Regions from separate parts of the Mus musculus genome. Here all the other regions are linked to region 1. Evidence: chromatin loops called from intact Hi-C (ENCODE). Cell type or tissue: heart. All regions are shown on one strand. Region 1 holds the start of Gm41581 (a long non-coding RNA gene). Region 2 holds the start of Rcan2 (regulator of calcineurin 2). Region 3 overlaps Gm34773 (a long non-coding RNA gene).

Region 1 (4,000 bases):
ATGTGCTCTGAGAGGCTAGAACGTAAGCAGACACACAGATACATGCATGCACATATGTATAAATAAAAGCAGATCAAAATTTTTACATCGTTTTCTTAGCTAAAGGAAAGGATATGAAAATAAATTACTCATATTTAAATATTTGAAATTTCTAGTAGAACTTTTCTCAAATACCCACTGAAGGCAAATTTTTGGCAATGGCTAAATAAAAGCTTTAGGCATTTACTAAAATGAGGAGTTTTCTTCCATGGCTAAGTCTAGAATCTGACCATCTGTGGCACTTTAGGAAAGAAACTTCATTAGTTTGTTTGTTTGTTTGTTTGTTTCTTTCTTTCTTTCTTTTTTTTTTTTTTTTTTTTCCGGAGTTCTTCAGAAGCCAGCTGAGCTATGCTCATGCTAAGGATATTTGCCCAACACTTCCAATGTCAAAACAGTGAAAATAATGAGGTGTATTATTTATAACAGATTCAGTTTTTACACTTACAGGAACAAGAGTTCACATCTAGAAAGAAAATTCATTAAAATACAAACATGTTGAAAATTCCTTAAATACTTAGCACTTGTAGATTTTTTCCAATTGTAAATACTTGTCCGGATGTAACTGCAGGGACTTTGAGAAAGATGATGTCCCAGCAAACACTGCCAAGACTGAATGGAGTGAAATGGAAACAGTAACAACCAGGCGGAGGGAATTAAGGGAAAGGCAGGCATGAAGATGCTGCAGAGACCTGGGGTCTGGAGAGCACACTGACAAGGATATTTCTGAAGGCGAAACTTGAGACAGACCTTGAGGAAGGACAGGCTTTAAATAAGCAGGCATGGAATCTGAGGGTATTTCAGAGCCAGTGAACCAGGAGCAGGGAGCACAGGGGTCAGGGGACAGCAGGATAATCCTTGGGGTGAGAGGGGTAACCAGAACTTTACAGAGGTCCAGCTGGGGCCAGATCATGGAGAACCAGGGGCTCTAAGAGGATAAGGGGGTCTGACCAGCAGCTACGGTGCCAGGCTCCTAGAGAGTGGCATTCACAGGCTTGTTTCAGGAGAATGCATCAGTGTATAATAGTAAAAGTGGGGGAAAGAAGAGAATGCATGGGGGGGGGGGGTTCTGGGTGAAATGGCGGTGAACCATCACCTGGTTCCACAGGAGAGAATGCAGCTGGGATGCCAGAGTGGGGGAGGGGTGTGTAGAAGTCAACCCCAGCCACCAGGTGTCTTGGAGGATAGGGATACACATCAAAGAGATGGAATGCCTAGGGGGTGCTAGGTACTGACTTCCATTGCTGGTCTTTTGATTTTGAGTGAACATTTATTGCTGCTGTTGGTTTTTGTTGTTGTTGTTGCTGTTCCTGTGGGTCTGAAGCCCCAGGGGTCCCAGAATGCCCTATGTAATCCCAGGATATCCTCTAACCTCCTCAGTCTCTTGAGCTCTTGGATTACAAATGTGAACCACCACATCTGGCTTCCCTCTGACTTCTGAAGAGGGAAACACAACACACAACAAACAAACAAACAAACAATCCCTCTCTTTTTCCCTCCTAGAAGTCATTAAAGGCCATGCCAGAGCAGGCTGGAAAACTGTCCTCGGTGCCAGGAGCAGGAGCTCTGCCGTGGATTCCTGGTTGCTATCAGCTGCAGCTCATGAAAATAGAATGCTCTTGCCCTGGAATTTGGAGAACGCAGCAGGCAGGCATAGCCTCAGAGACATCATGCATTGAAGCATAGCTGTTCAAGTTCAAAGGTGAGGTCGTTTCCCCATAATCTCTTCCTCCTAAGAAATTTCTTCCTGAGAAAGATTTTTAAAAATCTGGCAGGGATACAGATTCAATGGCTCTGAGGCTTTACCGGGCTACTCTAGGGAACTGGGAAGGCATAGCTTACTGCACTTGATCTTCTGGGTTGCTGACTCGAGAGGTTTGGGATAGGACACAAGAACTCGGGTTTTGTGCAGGTTCCTAGGTAGTATTTCCACTGGTAGTGTGGACCCCACAATTTGGAAATTGAAAGCCTAGACTTTCAATGTGGTGAAGAGAAGGAAGCAATACAAGTTGGGAGGTGTAAAGGTAGGTTCCTCTTAATACTATCGTACAAAAATAACTCAGAAGCCACATGGAACAGTAGTGGGCATAGCACCAAGCTTTTGGCTGGGGATGACAGTAAGCATCAACAGGAAGGGTGAAAGGTAAACGCTTTGTGCTGAGTAAGGGAAATCACATAACAGACCAGAAGACAGGAATGGTGTAGGACTACGATTAAAGGGCATAAGAAATGGGGCAGAGGGTAAGAACGCTTGCTACTCTGGCAGAGGACTGGAGTTTGGTCCCTGCTGAGTGTGCCTTTATTCACTGAGCCATCTTGCTGACTTCATTTTCTTTTTCTTTTCCTTTTTTTCTCTCTCTCTCTCTTTCTTTCTTTCTTTCTTTCTTTTCTTTCTTTCTTTCTTTCTTTTTTTTTGAGACAAGTTCTTATTATATGGACCAGGGTAGCCTGGAACTCACAGAGGTCTATCTATCTGTGCCTCCTTCCCGACTGCTGGGGTTAAAGCCATGTGCCACCATGTCCAGCCAACCCCAAGGGATGCTGCTAAATACAGTTCTGAGTCTGGTTGAGATTTATTTTTAAGAATGTGATTTTTTTTAAATTTTCATTACTTTTATTTCTGTGTATGGATGTTTTGCCTGTATCTATGTCTGCATCACATGTGTGCAGTGCCAGCTGAGGCCAGAAGAAGGCATGGATAGGATCCTCTGTAAGGAGAGTATCCATGTAGGTGCTGGGCACTGAACATGAGTTCTCTTCAGGAATAATAAGTGACCTTAACCTCTGAGTCATCACTCCAGATTTTTCATACCAATTATTCATAAGAAATGTTGATCTGTCTGCTATTTGCTTTGTAGTATCTTTGTGTGGTGTAGAGGGTGGAAGTGCTGACCTGTCGAACCAATTAGGAAATTCTCTCTCTCCGTGTTTTCAAAAAGCTTGAGATGTGCTGATACTAACAAACGATAAGAAGAAAAAAATTAAATTCAGAGATAGGGGGTGAAAGCAGGGGGATAAAGAGTGGGAAAAAGAATAACCCACCAGGTATCAAGACCTGCTATAAGTGGTATCCAACTGTGGGCTTGATAAAATAAAAATGGGAAATTTGATTTCAAATGCCATAGAGAAAATGGCAGGGGTCCAAGGAATAGGTATAAGACCCTAGCAAAAAATTTATTGTGGCTGCTGTCACTGGGATATCCCTGGCTTTGCTCTCAGAGGAAATTTTCTGGTTTTTGTTTTTTGTTTTTGTTTTTTCTTCTTTTTCTTGTCTGTATATTCTATTTCAAAAAAGGTTGGAAGAGTGGCTGAGAAGTTGAAATAACTGTGGGTAGGAATGAAAGGGCCTAAGAAACAAAAAAATTGGCTGAAATGAAGAAAAAAGGGGACAACTGAATAAGGGATACGATTGATATTGATTCTAATGTGTACCATGCTAATATAATCAGTCAAGCTATAGCTAGAACTCTCCAACATCAAAATGTCTGGTGCTTCAATTGTGGGAAATATGGCCATTTGCAACAAAACTGTGAAAAAAAGGTATCCCTAAGGGCAAGATGTTTTCTTATTTTCTATAAACAAAAAGGAAAGCCTAGGTTTCCAGGGGTGTTTGGGTAATGTGGCAAGGGCCATTTGGGCCAATGAGTGTAGGCCCAAAAGAAATATGCAAGGAAATTTCTTACCGCTGGGAAATGGCCTTGGGGGCCTACCTTGAAGCCCTACAGCAAAAAGTATGAGCTGTTTCAGCCACAGAGTGACAAGCAGGTGGAAAAAATGTCTACTTGGTATTAAAGATTTAAAGCAGGATATTGCAGGCTCTAGACTTGTCCACAGGTAAACATCTTACTCTATCCCCTAAAATTCAGTGTTACAAAGTAACTACTGGAGTTTATGGTCCTTTGCCCTCAGGGACAGGAGGGATAATCTTGGGAAGGATCAGTTTGAATTCTCAAGGACTCATTGA
Region 2 (4,000 bases), 57 kb before region 1:
CTATCCCAATATAAGAAACAAAACGTGCCAAAGTATGCAGTCTTGTTGAATCCATCAGGGATAAGAAAGAAAGGAAAAAAGAAAAAAAAAAAAGGACAAACAGCAAGGCCTTGAAGAATAAATCATTAACCACAAGTCAAATCGAGGCACCCTGGCAACCAGCGAGATGTAGAGGCAGCCGAGAGGAATCAGGTAGCTGAGACTGCCTTGTCCCCTCTGATGACTTCTGGAGAGAAACACCCCACAGGCACGACGAACCCGGCACACCGCGCTCCTGTCCATGTCACTTTTCAAACTTGAAGTTATTTTTAGATGACCCAAGCCGGCTAAGCCCAGGCAGGACAATTCTCAGCCCGCTGTGCCCGAAAGCCCCTTTGCCTCTCCCTAAAAAATTTGGTAAAGCTTGGGAAGACAGGGGTCTCCTCATTTTTTTTCCTTTACTCACTGCTTTGCTGGACACCCCTAACTCCTCTAAGCCCAAATCCCGGGGACACTGGAGTTATTCTGGATCCTCCAAGTCCCTATACACCTGCTGCTGCACCTGGGAAGGTGGACCCTTGGCCAGTAGGATGGGGAGGGGGCTTTTGGAGACTAGCGCCTCCTAGAGGGGGTCATGGGAAACCTGTCTCTGGGGATGCTTTGGGGACTGGCCAGGAGAGAAGATCTCTCCAGCCCTGCCCCTGAGCCCAGCAATGCTTGATTCCCATTGTCCGGGTCCCCTGGCACCCAGGTGTTCAGCCCTGGTGGGACAGGGGACAGGGTCGATGGGGCCTGCGCCGTTACGTAACCGACCTGCAGGACGTCTGCGATGCGCCGCTGTGGCGGCGGTGACAGTGGCAGCGGCTCGGGGGTCCTCGGGGCAGCAGGCTGCGGGCGCGGCTCTGCCTGTTCACCTGACGGCCGGGGCGAGCGCGGAGCCCGCGGGCCTGGGCGTGGAGCCGTGCGCACTGAGCGCCGCCTCCCGCTCTCCGGGTCGTGGGGTCACCCGGGCTGTGCCTCCTGCTGGTGCTCCCGCAACCTCCACCGCCGTCACCCGGGACAAAGCGGCTCCGGGGAGGGGCCGAGCCGGCGGCTCTCGACCAAGCCAGTGGAGATGGGCGCGCCCCCAGCTCCGACTCATCGGGCCAACCTCCAATCAGACCCCAGGGAAGCCAAAGCCCCTGACTGGCCTCCTTTGGTCGCCTCCCTCCTGACCAGTCGCCCTTCTGGGTCCCTCACCCACCTCCACCTCCTGGGCTTCCACCCGGCGCTCAGCTGCACACCCCTCCTTTGCGATCTCAGGCGAGCTGGACCCTTTGCAGGAACCTGACACAGGAGCCTGTCCCCAAAGGCAATGCCTTTCCAAAGAAGAGGCTCCCGGGTCATCTCCCCCATCCCCCGTTGAGGACTTTTTTTTTTTTTTTTTGAGGGTCAAAGAGGGGTGAGATCGCTCTTGGAGCGAAGCATCTGCATACAAGGATACTAAAAAATAAAAGGACAGAGAAGAAACTGTGGGTCCGTAGAACTAGGGGGTTGTTTTCTCACAGGTCGACCTCTGGCTAACTAAGGAACTGTCTGGAAGCCACTCTTGAGTGCTCAAGAGCGACTATGCTTGGTGGGTGCTGGCGCCCTCTGGCTGGGGCTGTGAGTGAGCCCTGCCCACACCATTGAAGGTGCCCTGTGCCGGTTTCACAGTTTTGCCAGGAAAGACTCACAACCACCAGACCTGGGGGAGAGAAAGAAGGACTTGGGTGTTCAAGGATTCCTAATGTGTAAGACTTTGGGTCCCTAGGAAAAGGGAGACTAGTATTTATACAAGGTAAAGGGGAAGGGGCGTGTCGGAGGTGGAACAATACAGGGAGGATTTACTTCTCAACCAAATGAACCCATTCTGAAGACTGTGCAAAATTATGCAGCTCAAGAACAAGGAAGCCTGTGACTTGTGGTGGCACAGACGGGGACAGGACTGAATCTCATGGCAAGAGTACCTCAATGACACAAAATGATTAGCGTTTGGAGACCGTGGAAACTGAAGGATAGAGGAGACCAACCTCAAAGCAGATAGAATGGCAGATAGGAATAAGTTTTGTGTCATGTCGCCTTTCTCACTGTTGTATACTTGAACCTTTTCCTGCATCCACTTGGTTGGTTCTTAATAACAGTATTAAAACTGCATTGAAGTAATAGTTCTCTTCTCTTCTCTTCTCTTCTCTTCTCTTCTCTTCTCTTCTCTCTCCCTCTCTCTCTCTTTCTCTCTTCCTCCCACCCTCCCTCCTTCCCTCCCTCCCTCTGTGTGTGTCTCTGTGTGTGTGTGCCTATCTCTGACTCTCTGTCTCTGTGTGTATCTTGCTGCCTACTCTCTCTCTCTCCCTCCCTTCCTCTGTGTGTGCCTCTGTGTGTGTGTGTGTGTGTCTGTCTCTGACTCTGTCTCTGTGTATATCTTTTGGCTCTCTCGCTCTCGCTCGCGCTCTCTCTCTCTCTCTCTCTCTCTCTCTCTCTCTCTCTCTCTCTCTCTCTCCTTTCTGTGTATCTGAGTGTCTTGCTGCCTCTGTGTGCCTGTTTTTCTGTCTGTCTCTGTGTGTCTGTCTGAGAGAGGGGGGGTGCTTAGCTCTTCTATCCGCTTAATCTGCATTAAATATAAGCACAGAATTAAATAAACATTTCAGAGTTGAAAATGACCTTCGATGTCATCACGCTTTGGGCATGCACATTCTACATGTTTGTTAATTTGACAGAATTGCAAGTTCGGAGAGAAATTTCTTTTTGAAAGGACCTTCTTATATGGAGCAAAAACATCTCTAGAATTTTCTCGTACAGGCTATAGCTCACATCTGAAAGTCATCATGGAAATCAAGCCCCATTCCTCTTCCAACTAACTATTTTTGAAACCTAGGAAGATAGCCATCACGTCTGGTGCACCTGGAACTTCGGCTTTTCAGGTAATATAGCTTCAAGGCTTTCAACAAAATTTCAAGGTAGCAATTCTTAGACTCACCGTGTGTTGACTTTGATCACAAGGAGGTCCATTTTTGTGAGTCTATATTTACATAAAACAAAGTTTTTGGTTGCAGAATATATTTTTGTTAAAGTTTTGGAAAATGAGAGAAATACATTTTTATCCCTGTGTGCTATGTGCTAATGTGGGTTCACATGTACAGTGTTCCATGTGTGTATGACAAAGGACCACCTAAGGCGGTCTTCACTGCCTACCTTGTTTGAGACAGGGTTTCTTTTGTTCCTCTGTGTGTGCCAGGCTGGCCAACTTTCCTGGGATGTCCTTGTCTCTGCCTCCCATCTCACTGTAGATGTAGTGGGGCTGCTAATGAGGTCTCCTTGGGTTCTGGGGTTTAAACTCAAGCCCTCATGCTTGTGAAGCACTGAGCCATCTCCCATCCTAGAAGACTCAAGGTTAATGATCAGTTTAAAGGAAACCATACATGTAAATGCTCTTTGGCTGGCATCCAGTGATCACTTTACATCACTATGAAAAGATCACCATGGCCATTCGCCTACCACCCAGATACAGATCCTTTTACTTTTCTAGATTATTTCCTTAAGTTGTCACATCCTCATACTTCAGCTTTTGCCACAGAGGCAAAGTTTGCATTGCCAGTTGACTGTGTGATTGTGTGTTGAGTGGAAGGCAAAGGCCAAGAGACAAGACTGTCTTCATTTGGTTCATTTTTAAGAAGTAGATCTATTACCACGAGTAAAGTTAATGGTAATGATTAGAGTGAAAGGATCTGTGGGGGCTGACTTGGAATATATTTTGTAGAGCAGGAGTAAGATTCATGGGCAGCTAACATGAACCGTTGACAGTAAGATCCTAAGTTCTATTTGTTAGAATTTACTGAGCACAACCTATATGCTAGGCTTTATGAAAATCACTTTGGATATTAACTCATGAACTCAACCTGTAACCTTATTAGGTTGATACAAAATATCAACCCATAGAAATTATGTAAAGGCTGAGCCAGTGTGTCAGCTCAGTAGGTAACGGTGTCTGCTGCCAAGCCTGAGG
Region 3 (4,000 bases), 50 kb before region 1:
GGCACCTAGACAATCAAACTCAGGTCCTCATTGTTTGCACTTTGCTAAGCCATCTTCCTACCCCCATTACCCCTGTATCATTTGCTACATCAAACTATCCCAGAAATGAAGCTAGCAACTCACCCTCATATTATACTTCTAGTCAGTCTGTGGAAAGGAACATGAAGGAAATACTGAGCGTAGGGTGCAAAGGCAGGGAGACATCACACAACCAGAGAGCAGGGAGAACGATCCTTTTGGAAACTTTTGATTGTCCTCAACTGCTCTAGTGACTTTTTTGGACATCACAAGTGGAGGAAAACACACATTATCCCTGCTAAATAAATAAGTAAATTAATAACCAGAAAGACAAGCTTGTTTCTAACAACTCAATAAATTTCTAGTATGTGCCAACAACTAAAAGCAGGAGATGGCTCTGATTAGCTTTATTTAGACATTTAACACAGCCTAGAGTCATCCGGGAAAAAAGACTGAACTGTAGACCTTGCCAAATAGAAGGGCATAGCCCACCATGGGTGTTACAATCCCTAGGCAGTTGCTCTCCAACCTTATAAAAAAAGATAACTGAGTATAAGCTGGCCTGTAAGCCAACCAACAAGCAGCATTCCTCCATGGCATCTGCTTCAAGTGTCTACTCTGACTTCTCTTGGTGACACATTGTCACCTGTAAGCAACAGTGAACCCTTTCCTCTCCTAAGATGCTTGTGACCTGAGGATATTGCCATAGTAACAGAGAGGAAACTAGGACTCTGGTCAAGTTGGATTTGTTGCTCACTGTCTTATGTCAGAAGAAACACCTGAAGGGGACAGCCAGGCATCACAATAAGAGGACATACGGAAGAAGGACTTCCCAAGGCACGTGGATTCATCTTAAGTGATGTAGGGGAGAGTTAAGTCTTCAGGCACTTCTTTGCTCCAGACTGAACACTGTAGAACACAGTACTCATTAGTTTGTTAGGAAATATTATCTGCATGGCAAGAAGGCAAAAGCAAAACAGAAGTTATTTTTGCCTTCATAGAAAGACACAGCCATGGGGTCTCTGTCTGCAAATTCTACCTGCCAGAACGTTTTCTACTGTTGCATGGGTTTTTTTTTTTTCATATCCTAATGTCCGCCCTACCCTACCCTGCCCTGCCCTGTGCTGCCCTGCACTACCTTCCCCTCCCCTCCCCTCCCCTCCCCTCCCTTTCTTTCCCCTCCCCCCTTTACCTCCTGTTCCCTTCCCTTCCCTCTTGTTCCCTTCCCTTCCCTCCTTTTCCCTTCCCTTCCCTCCTGTTCTCTTCCCTTCCTTTTCCTTCCTCTTCCTTTTCCCTCTCCCCCTTCCCCATCCTCTTCTCCTTCCTTCCCTCCTCCACTCCTCCCCTCTTCCTCTTCCCCCTCCCTTTCTCCTCCCCCTCCTGATGCAGCAGTCAGTGAGACCCCTTTCCCTCCACCACAGTACAACTCTTTGCTGTGGCAAGGGACATCCACATCATTGTTCAGACAGCAAAGGAAAACTGGCTGTCTCTGATTTCTCTTTTTCCATTTGCAACCTTGTGCCATGCTCAAAATAGTCACATCAGCCTTCACAGTGACCCCACGCTTGCCACACTGGGATAAAAGCCACTGGTGCTCATATTGAATCTGACTTGGCTCTGGGGTGGACTCCAGAGCATGTAAAGTTGTAGTTAACATGCCAGTAGTTGACAATGCCAGAAACAGTGAGAAGTAGTCCAACTGACCTGTGTTTCCTCCTTCATGAAACAGGATGCACAAGGAACTGCAGCTCAGCAGATGTTTCTTAAGCTGAAATGTGTGGACTTCCTGGTTTACACAAGGGGAAAATTCACAAAGCCCAGAAGTATGTGAGTTGTGATTTGCTTTCTAAAGGTCCTTTACTTCACAAATTATGTCACCCCTTTTTATTGTATTTTAAAGATTTTTTTAAATTTTTTGATTATGGATATGATTGTGTCTGAATCAGGGGTGGGGAATGTGTGTGCATGAAGGCAGGTGCCAGCAGAAGCCAGAGGTGTCCCATCCTCCAGAGCTGGAGTTACAGGTGTTTGTAAGCTGCCTGTAGTCAATATTGGGAACTGAACCTGGCTCCTCTGCAAGATCAGCAAGTGCTCTCAACCTCCAAGCCATCTCTTCAGATCATGGTACCGTATATCTGAATGTCTGCAAATGAAAATTTCATGTGTGTTGGGTTTGGGAGTGTACAGATACCAGCAGAGGGTTCCAGGTGTGATTGGAGAACCGCGAATCCTATGGTGAGGTCGTCCTCTCATAAGAATCTGGGTGACAGGAGTAAATAGCCACTGGTTCCGATGAGTCATGGTAGGTTTCTAAAGGAGATAGACCAATCTATTGGGGCCATCAGGATGGAACTAGTGACAGATGACTCTGACCAATCAATTTGAGCTAAGGTGCTATTGAGTGATATTGGGACCTCCTATTTGGTTTCTTTCAAAGAGCATCTGATCTTGAATGGGGCTGGTAGCCACCACCCATGCTGACTCCACCAGTTTCTCCCTGATCCTGGATCATCCTTCTTTCTGTTTAAAAGACATTAATTCCACCGTTTTGAATTGTGTGTATGAGTGTGTATCTGTGTGTCTTGTGTGAATATGAGTGCAGATTCCAGAGGTGCCACAGAAACCTAAACTACCCCCCTTCCCTGAGGTGGAAATAGGAGTGGTTTTAAGCTGCCTGATGTAGGTACTGGGAACTGTGGGGTCCTCAGGAAGAGCAAAAGGCACTTTGAACTGCTGAGATGTCTCTCTAGCCTCTAAGTTTCTACTTTTAATCTTCCATGCTAGGCAACTGTTGCACAGGAAGTAGTTAGACATTCCTTGGCCCATTTTTTCCATCGATTGGCTCTTAGAAATTTGGAGTGGGACCTAAAACCTTGAATAATTTCATGCAGTTTACAGAAGATCCTAGTGCAGGCTAAGGTTTAAGCCACTCCTCCAAGTGCGTTACCTGCGTCAGCACTGTTCATGTCGATAGTAGTTCCCCAATGTAGGAACTCAGCGAAGCACTTGACCTACATCAACACTCTTATTGTGCCCAACTGCCCTCCAAGACAGTAACCCAGCTTGCGCCAACTTTCCCGTTGCCCAAACTGAAACATAGAAAGAATAAGCTACGTGGTAAAGGTCCTCAGGTCATAAGTGGTTTGAATCCAGGTCGTCTTGCACCGGACATGGCTCCACTGCCACTCAATAGATTTCACTCTTATAAACTCACCTGTGAAGCCTCTCTAACTCCCATCCCCCAAATCCTGCCAGTCAGTAGCATCAGCTCTGTGTGTCATATGTCTTCATATGACACTCCTGATTTTGTGTTTTTCTGTCCTCGTCTCCCCACACCTGTGCCACAAATAGCTTTGGTGTATGAAGAAAGATTGAATAAGTGAATGAAATAGTTAGGGAACCAATGGATATCTTGATTCAAAACCGTCTCTCCTGGGATTTTCTGGAGAGATTAAAAAAATATAGTTAGATTATAAAATCCTACCCCTCGTGTACTCTGTGAGACAGTTCAAGAACAGAGTATTTCTTTTTTACATTAATGCAAGGATAGGGGTTGGCTCAGTCAGTAAAGTGTTTGCTTTAGAAGCCTGAGTACTTGAGTTTGATCCTCAAACCCACATTTAAAAAAAAAAAAAGTGGATGCTCACAGTCATCCAGTGGACAGAGCACAAGGTCCCCAATGAAGGAGCTAGAGAAAGTACCCAGTGAGCTGAAGGGGTCTGAAGCCCCAGAGGAGAAACATCAATATGAACTAACCAGTACCCCCACCCCGAGCTCCTTGGAACTAAACCACCAATCAAAGATAGCACATGGTGGGACTTGTGGTTCTAGCTGCATGTGTAGCAGAGGATGGCCTAGTAGGTCATCAATGGGAGGAGAGGCCCTTGGTTCTGTGAAGGTTCTATGTACCAGTATAGGGGAATGCCAGACCAGGAATGGGAGTGGGTGGGTTGGGAAGCAGGGGGATGGGATAGGGGGATTT

What was found. Peaks named below come from ENCODE experiments on the same cell type or tissue, not always from the same donor. Only the 100,000 strongest peaks of a DNase experiment are listed, where the experiment ranks them.
Region 2: a loop joins it to region 1, with 1.9 times the contacts of the local background. A loop is called at or near these places in 5 of 42 quality-filtered maps.
Region 3: it touches region 1 in a loop (2.6-fold over the local background); 5 of 42 quality-filtered maps call a loop at or near these places.

What each region holds. Positions count from the first base shown.
Region 1 is chr17:43,742,262-43,746,261 of GRCm38, reverse strand. The region is part of intron 10 of Cyp39a1 (cytochrome P450, family 39, subfamily a, polypeptide 1); the gene reads right to left. Gm41581 (a long non-coding RNA gene) reads left to right here and starts at 1,569. Exons shown (of 3, transcript XR_876800.2): 1 at 1,569-1,738. In heart, no CTCF peak of the experiment used is centred here; a DNase peak (open chromatin) is centred at 1,631; H3K27ac peaks cover 1,970 bases.
Region 2 is chr17:43,798,889-43,802,888 of GRCm38, reverse strand. Rcan2 (regulator of calcineurin 2) reads right to left here and starts at 1,038. Exons shown (of 5, transcript NM_207649.1): 1 at 793-1,038. Gm34773 (a long non-coding RNA gene) reads left to right here and starts at 2,506. Exons shown (of 3, transcript XR_385586.2): 1 at 2,506-2,918. In heart, CTCF peaks have their summits at 629 and 1,615; DNase peaks (open chromatin) are centred at 278, 1,078 and 1,598; H3K4me3 peaks cover 1,864 bases; H3K27ac peaks cover 1,738 bases; H3K27me3 peaks cover 618 bases.
Region 3 is chr17:43,792,682-43,796,681 of GRCm38, reverse strand. It overlaps Gm34773 (a long non-coding RNA gene), which reads left to right. Exons shown (of 3, transcript XR_385586.2): 2 at 1,748-1,841. Among named protein-coding and RNA genes, the nearest start is that of Gm34773, 5.7 kb to the left of the region's middle. In heart, a CTCF peak has its summit at 1,748; a DNase peak (open chromatin) is centred at 1,601.